2 separate regions of the Homo sapiens genome follow, and region 2 is linked to region 1. Evidence: chromatin loops called from intact Hi-C (ENCODE). Cell type or tissue: HepG2. All regions are shown on one strand. Each heading gives the region's core, and the rest is flanking DNA. Links, peaks and the distances in the headings are about the cores only. Region 1 has its middle 60 kb from the start of CR2. Region 2 holds the start of CR2 (complement C3d receptor 2).

Region 1 (2,919 bases), core at 313-2,812:
AATGTCTGCTCTCAGACTGCAGTGGAATTAAACTGCCAATCAGTAACAGAAAGATAGCTAGGAAATCCCAAAATCACGGGAGATTAAACAACACACCTCTAAGTAACACAGCAAAGACAAAAATAAAAGAGCAAAAAAAAAAAAAAAAAGACATCTCAAGGGAAATTTTAAAATATTTTGAACTAAATGAAAATGAGAGCATGACTTACCAAAAACAAGCCAAAGGCCTTACCAAATGCTTTACCAGAGAATAAATACAGATGGCAAATAAGCATGTGAAAAGATGCTCCACATCATATGTCCTTAGGAAAATGCAAAATCACACAAGGAGTTGTCATTGCACACCTATGAGAATGGCCGAAATCCCGAACACTGATAACACCAAATGCTGACGACGATGTGGAGCAACAGAAACTCTCATTTATTGTTGATGGGAATGAAAAGTGGTACAGCCACTTTGGAATATAGTTTGGCAATCTCTTGCAAAACCAAACAATCCAGCAATTGTGTTCATTCGTATTTACCCAAAGGAGTGAAAACTTATATCCACACAAAAACTTGCATACAAATGTTTATAGCAGCAGCTGTTGGAGGCGGAAAGAATGAGGGTTGTGATCAACTCAGTATGCCACTGGAGGCTGTATGAGTAAGCAGCAAACTGTTTCTCATAAATGCAGAATGTTGGCAAACTGACAAACTGCATATGCCACCCAGAAGGAATGCTGAAGGCAGTCACGCCCCTAATCTTGTGATTAAGTACATCTGAAGTCTGTTAGTAATAACATGAACCTGTGATCAATTAAGCAGCTGACCAATCGTTACCTTCTCCTCCCTGCTCTTGCTACCCAATAAATAAGAAGGGCTATAGAAAGCTCAGGGTTGCTGCCTTTGCTCACTAGAAGCTGGGAGCTCTCTTCTTCTTCCTCTGACCCCTGCCTTTAAAACAGTTTTGCTTTTTTTTTTTTTTTTTGAGATGGAGTCTCGCTCTGTCGCCCAGGCTGGAGTGCAGTGGCGCGAACTCGGCTCACTGCAAGCTCCGCCTCCCAGGTTCACGCCATTCTCCTGCCTCAGTCTCCCGAGTAGCTGGGACTATAGGCGCCCACCACCACGCCCATCTAATTTTTTGTATTTTTAGTGGAGACGGGGTTTCACCATGTTAGCCAGAATGCTCTCGATCTCTTGACCTCGTGATCCACTCGCCTGGGCCTCCCAAAGTGCTGGGATTACAGGCATGAGCCACCACGCCCGGCCTAAAACAGTTTCTTTTGTCTTAAGTTTTCATTTCTACGTTCGTCTGTCTTCATTCAGTCTTGACGGTCTCAAGTAATAACAGTAGTAACTGTTGTAGTGACAGTTTCAAGAAGTAATTGTGGCAGTCAGCCACAAGCAGCTTTATTCATAATCATCAAAACTTGGAAGCAACTAAAATGTTTTTCAGTAGGTGAATGGATAAACTTTGGGACATCCAGACAATGAAATATTATTCAGTGCTTAAGAAATGCGCAGCGTGGTAAATGGATCCAAATCTTTGAAATGAAGGGTTTTTTTTCTATCAACTAATGAGCAAAAATGTTGCTTTTCAACCATTTCTGATTTTCACAAACTTCACATGTTCCTTATGCATTAATTCAAGAATGGTTAAAAAAAAAAAAGAAAGAAAAAGAAAAAAAGGAAGGAAGGGAGAAATGAGTTACCAAGCCATGAAAAGACATTGAGGAAACTTCATTAATTTAAAGACGCCAATTTGAAAAGGCTACATGCTTATGATTCCAAGTATATGACATTTTGGAAAAGGCAAAACTATGGAGACAGCAAAAGGGTCAGATGTTGTTCGGAATCAGGAGGTAGAATGAATAGGCAGAGCACAGAGGATTTTTAGGGCAGTGAAACTACTCAATGTGATAGTACTATAACGAAGGGCTTGGGTTTACTATCTGGTTTGCATGGTTTTGTTGGATCATTAGCTGTTGTCATGTAGATAAGAGGCTCACATGTCATTACACATTTGTCCAAATCCATAGACTGTACAACACCAAGAATCAACCCTAATATAAACTGTGGACTTTGAGTAATAATGATACGTCCATGTAGGTTCATTGATTGGAACTAATGTACCACTCTGGTGGAGAATGTTGATAATAAGGAAGGCTATGGATGTATAGGGGCAGGGAATACATGGAAACTCTCTGTAACTTCTGCTCAATTTTGCTGTGTACCTAAAACTACTCTAAAAAGTAAAGCTTATTTTCCTTTTGCTACGCAAAGCAAAGAAAAAGTTATATAAAACTCTACATAAGTGATAACACTGATGCTTCTCATTTAAAATTTTAAAAATCTTTGGAAATTTTATATAATTCAATATATGAGGCCTTTCCTAATTCATGTTTTTTAAAAATAATGGCTATATGATATTTTTAACATAATGAATTCTTTTCATCAAGCCTCAAATAGGGGCGCCAAAATACTTCCCATTTATCCCAGGATGACATAGACATATCACTGTTTTCTATTTGTGCTCAGATTGAAAACAGTTGAAGTATTTGGGGGAAGAAAGAAATCCAGACCCAAAGGAATACACCATTTCATAAATACAGAATTAACTGATTTTGTTAACTGAATAAAGCAAATATGATTCAAGTAGAAATGCATGTAGGTAGCCAGCAAATGGCTACAGATCTACAGAGTATCATCTGTTTTTTTAATATAAAATTTGAGTTATTTTAATGAACTGAACTCTCACTCATACATAAAATGCCTTTCTCAGGATTCGGAACTCTGGGTTTTTACACTCTCTTTCTCCTTGCTAATTCAAATGCAAGAAAGGTACATTCCTCCGACATCTTGCAGAACTCCTTAGGGCATCGGAATCACAGCAGGTCAAATGGCAAATGCAGAAGCCAGAGGCAGAAGGAAGATGGG
Region 2 (2,919 bases), core at 203-2,702, 60 kb after region 1:
CGTCAAAAATGTAAAGGTCATGCAATACCAAAAATGCTGAGGACATTTTTCCAGAATAAAGAACTGGGGGTGGGGGGAAGGCATAATGATCAAACACAATACATGATCCTGAAATGATTCTGGACCAGGAAAAACAAAGGTTGGTTTCTATTGTTGTTATTGTTTTTACCATAACACAGGTTATTGAGATGATTGTCAAAATTTAAATACAGATGGTAGCTTATAGTCTTGTGTCAATGTTAAGTTCTTATTTTTGATCATTGCACTCTAGTTATGGAACAGAAAGTCCTTAGTGAACCATTTAGAATAGGAATAAATGCTAGATGGTTCCAAAGTAATAATTATATAATTATAATTATATAATCACATATATGTACATATATGTCTATAGAGAAAGAATAGAGAATGGTAAAGAAAATACAGCAAAATGTTAACATGCAGAGAATCTGGGTGACAAGTATATGGGAATTCTCTGCAGTACTCTTGAAACTTTTCTGTAGAGATTACTTCAAAATAAAGAACAGAGCAGAAGTGGCTGCTGTTCCTAAATTCCCTAAGTAAACTTACACTGCTTTTTCAAACTGGGAGATGAATCCACTAATAGGTTTTGAAATGAGTTTGGTGGATTTCTAATAAGAATAGGATAGCCTAGCCTAGTCTAGCATAACACAGCATGGCACAGAGGACGAACATTGTAGATTACTAAGGGTGAGTACTAACTTGTGAAAGTTTTGTTTAAGTTCTAGTAAGAGAAACAAGTGAGTGTAGTGGGTTGCGTGGTCAAAAAAGTGGGGAAGCCACCGCAACGAGGGGTGAGTCTGAGCCAAAGAGTGGCTCAGAGCTCCCCGCCCACCTCGTGCCGGGCCGTCCCTCCCGCTTGTCCCACCCTCACCGGCGCCGCGTCAGCCCCCAGGCCGCCTGCAGGTGTGCGCTCAGAACTAGCACGTGTGCCGGACACTATTTAAGGGCCCGCCTCTCCTGGCTCACAGCTGCTTGCTGCTCCAGCCTTGCCCTCCCAGAGCTGCCGGACGCTCGCGGGTCTCGGAACGCATCCCGCCGCGGGGGCTTCGGCCGTGGCATGGGCGCCGCGGGCCTGCTCGGGGTTTTCTTGGCTCTCGTCGCACCGGGGGTCCTCGGTGAGCTGGGAGGGGGAGCACGGAGGTGGGGACGCGTCCCGGGCAGGGAAAGTTTCTGTGCCGCGATGCAAAGCAGGGGGCCAAAAGCGAGACGGTGGGGGCAGTGCTCGACGCGTGTCCGCCTCCCGCTAGCTTTGAGGGACCACTGCAATAAACCGCCTGGTCCTGATTGTCCCCACTGGCCCCTCCGGGAGCTGGGACCTCCAGAATTGGAGGCTGCGCCACAGAGGGGCGCTGTCTGGTCGGCCCGGTGTGGCTGGCGGCGTGCGGGTGCTCGCGGTCTCCTGCCGGGCTCCCCGCCCCCAGGATTCTGCAGGTGCTCATCGCTCTCTGGCCGGCGGTCAGCGCTACCGCTCGCCACGGGAAACCTACCCACTGCATGAGGCACCAGCTAGCCACGTGAGGCTGTTTCTGTACACCCGAACCGCGCTCTTGCCCAGCAAAAGCGGCAGAACCTCGGCTCCCTTCCCTAAATAAGAGTAAGACCTGGTTCCCAAGCATGGGTCTCAGATTTTCTGAACTCTAATGTGATATTGGTAGAGATCCTAAACATTAACCATCCGTAGTTATTTTTGAGACATGGATTAAAACTATTGTTTTCTTCTTGTTATTAACCTACTGTAATGGTGTGGACGTCCGCAAAGGTCTCATTCACCGTTTATTATATCTTTTTTTCCTCCAGATTGGCTTGATTTTAAAGAAAGATTATAATTAAGATTAGCGTCTCTTGGCTACAGGATGGGTCTAAGTTTCTAATTATCTCCACGGTACCGTGCATTCCTAGTTTATAAGACGTTTACTGTGTGCAGACCTCAATAACTGGGTGACTTTTGGCAAGTCATTTAGCTCCCTGATCTTCAGTTTCTTCATCTGTAAAATGAAACTAGTGATTAACTGGCCTTCCACCTCACTGAGCTGCCCTGAGCACAGATGAAACTAAGCAAAGAAAGTTGGATGTTAGTCGTTACTACTAAATATCAGTAATAAGCCTCCTGTACAGACTTGATTTTATGGAGCCAGCATTTAAGCTAACAAGCTGGGTGTCCAATTGTTTCTATGGACATCCAGCTTATTGAGGTGTCTGGAATACAGCACATATTAGTTTATTACAACTTTTTGCTTTCCTGACATTTTACTGTCTCCTGACCCTTAAACCTTTCTCCAGACCATTATCTTCATCTCTTTTCTTTTTCTGCATATTAACTCCCTTTGAACAAATGTATATTCACACTTTTTCTAAGAGCAGAGTACGTCCCTGACTTCTCACCTATTTCTAAATTTCAAAGAGGATATTATCAACTGAAAATCAAATTCTTCACCAGTCCTGCCAATTCAGGGCCACAGCAGCAGCATCATGTAGGTCACTTAACTGGAGCCCCATGAAATACCAGGTCTACCTATCAGCCATTCAAGCTACTGTGCTTCTGTTGTTTGTCCATTTCTCATTTTTGTACCAGTATTCCCATCCTAAGCATTATAATTACCTGTGTAACAACCTCATCTCTTTTAAGAGATTTTGGTTCTTATGATTGGAAAGGTTAAAGAGTGACCTATAGGTCACTTTCCAATTATGAAAACAAAAAATTAAGAAATATATATATTTTCATTATTTCACTCCATTGTTCAAAAATCTAAAAGGCCTCCAGTGGAAGAAAATCTGGTGTCTTCAGCCTTTCTAGCCCTTTGGAATGGGATCTCACCGAAGCTCACACCCCCTGATTTCTCCAGCTGCCTGTCTTGTATGCGCTGCTCATGGTCTTCCCCACCTGTCTCCCATGGCTCA

What was found. Hi-C counts contacts between places; a loop is a spot of excess contacts. Peaks named below come from ENCODE experiments on the same cell type or tissue, not always from the same donor. Only the 100,000 strongest peaks of a DNase experiment are listed, where the experiment ranks them.
Region 2: a loop joins it to region 1, with 4 times the contacts of the local background. A loop is called at or near these places in 3 of 110 quality-filtered maps.

The regions. Positions count from the first base shown.
Region 1 is chr1:207,393,138-207,396,056 of GRCh38, forward strand. No RefSeq gene overlaps it. Among named protein-coding and RNA genes, the nearest start is that of CR2, 60 kb to the right of the region's middle. In HepG2, for the core only: no CTCF peak of the experiment used is centred there; no DNase peak of the experiment used is centred there.
Region 2 is chr1:207,453,341-207,456,259 of GRCh38, forward strand. CR2 (complement C3d receptor 2) reads left to right here and starts at 988. Exons shown (of 20, transcript NM_001006658.3): 1 at 988-1,136. The coding sequence starts at 1,079. RefSeq lists silencers at 827-1,056, 1,437-1,546. In HepG2, for the core only: no CTCF peak of the experiment used is centred there; no DNase peak of the experiment used is centred there; H3K4me3 peaks cover 375 bases; H3K27me3 peaks cover 2,137 bases.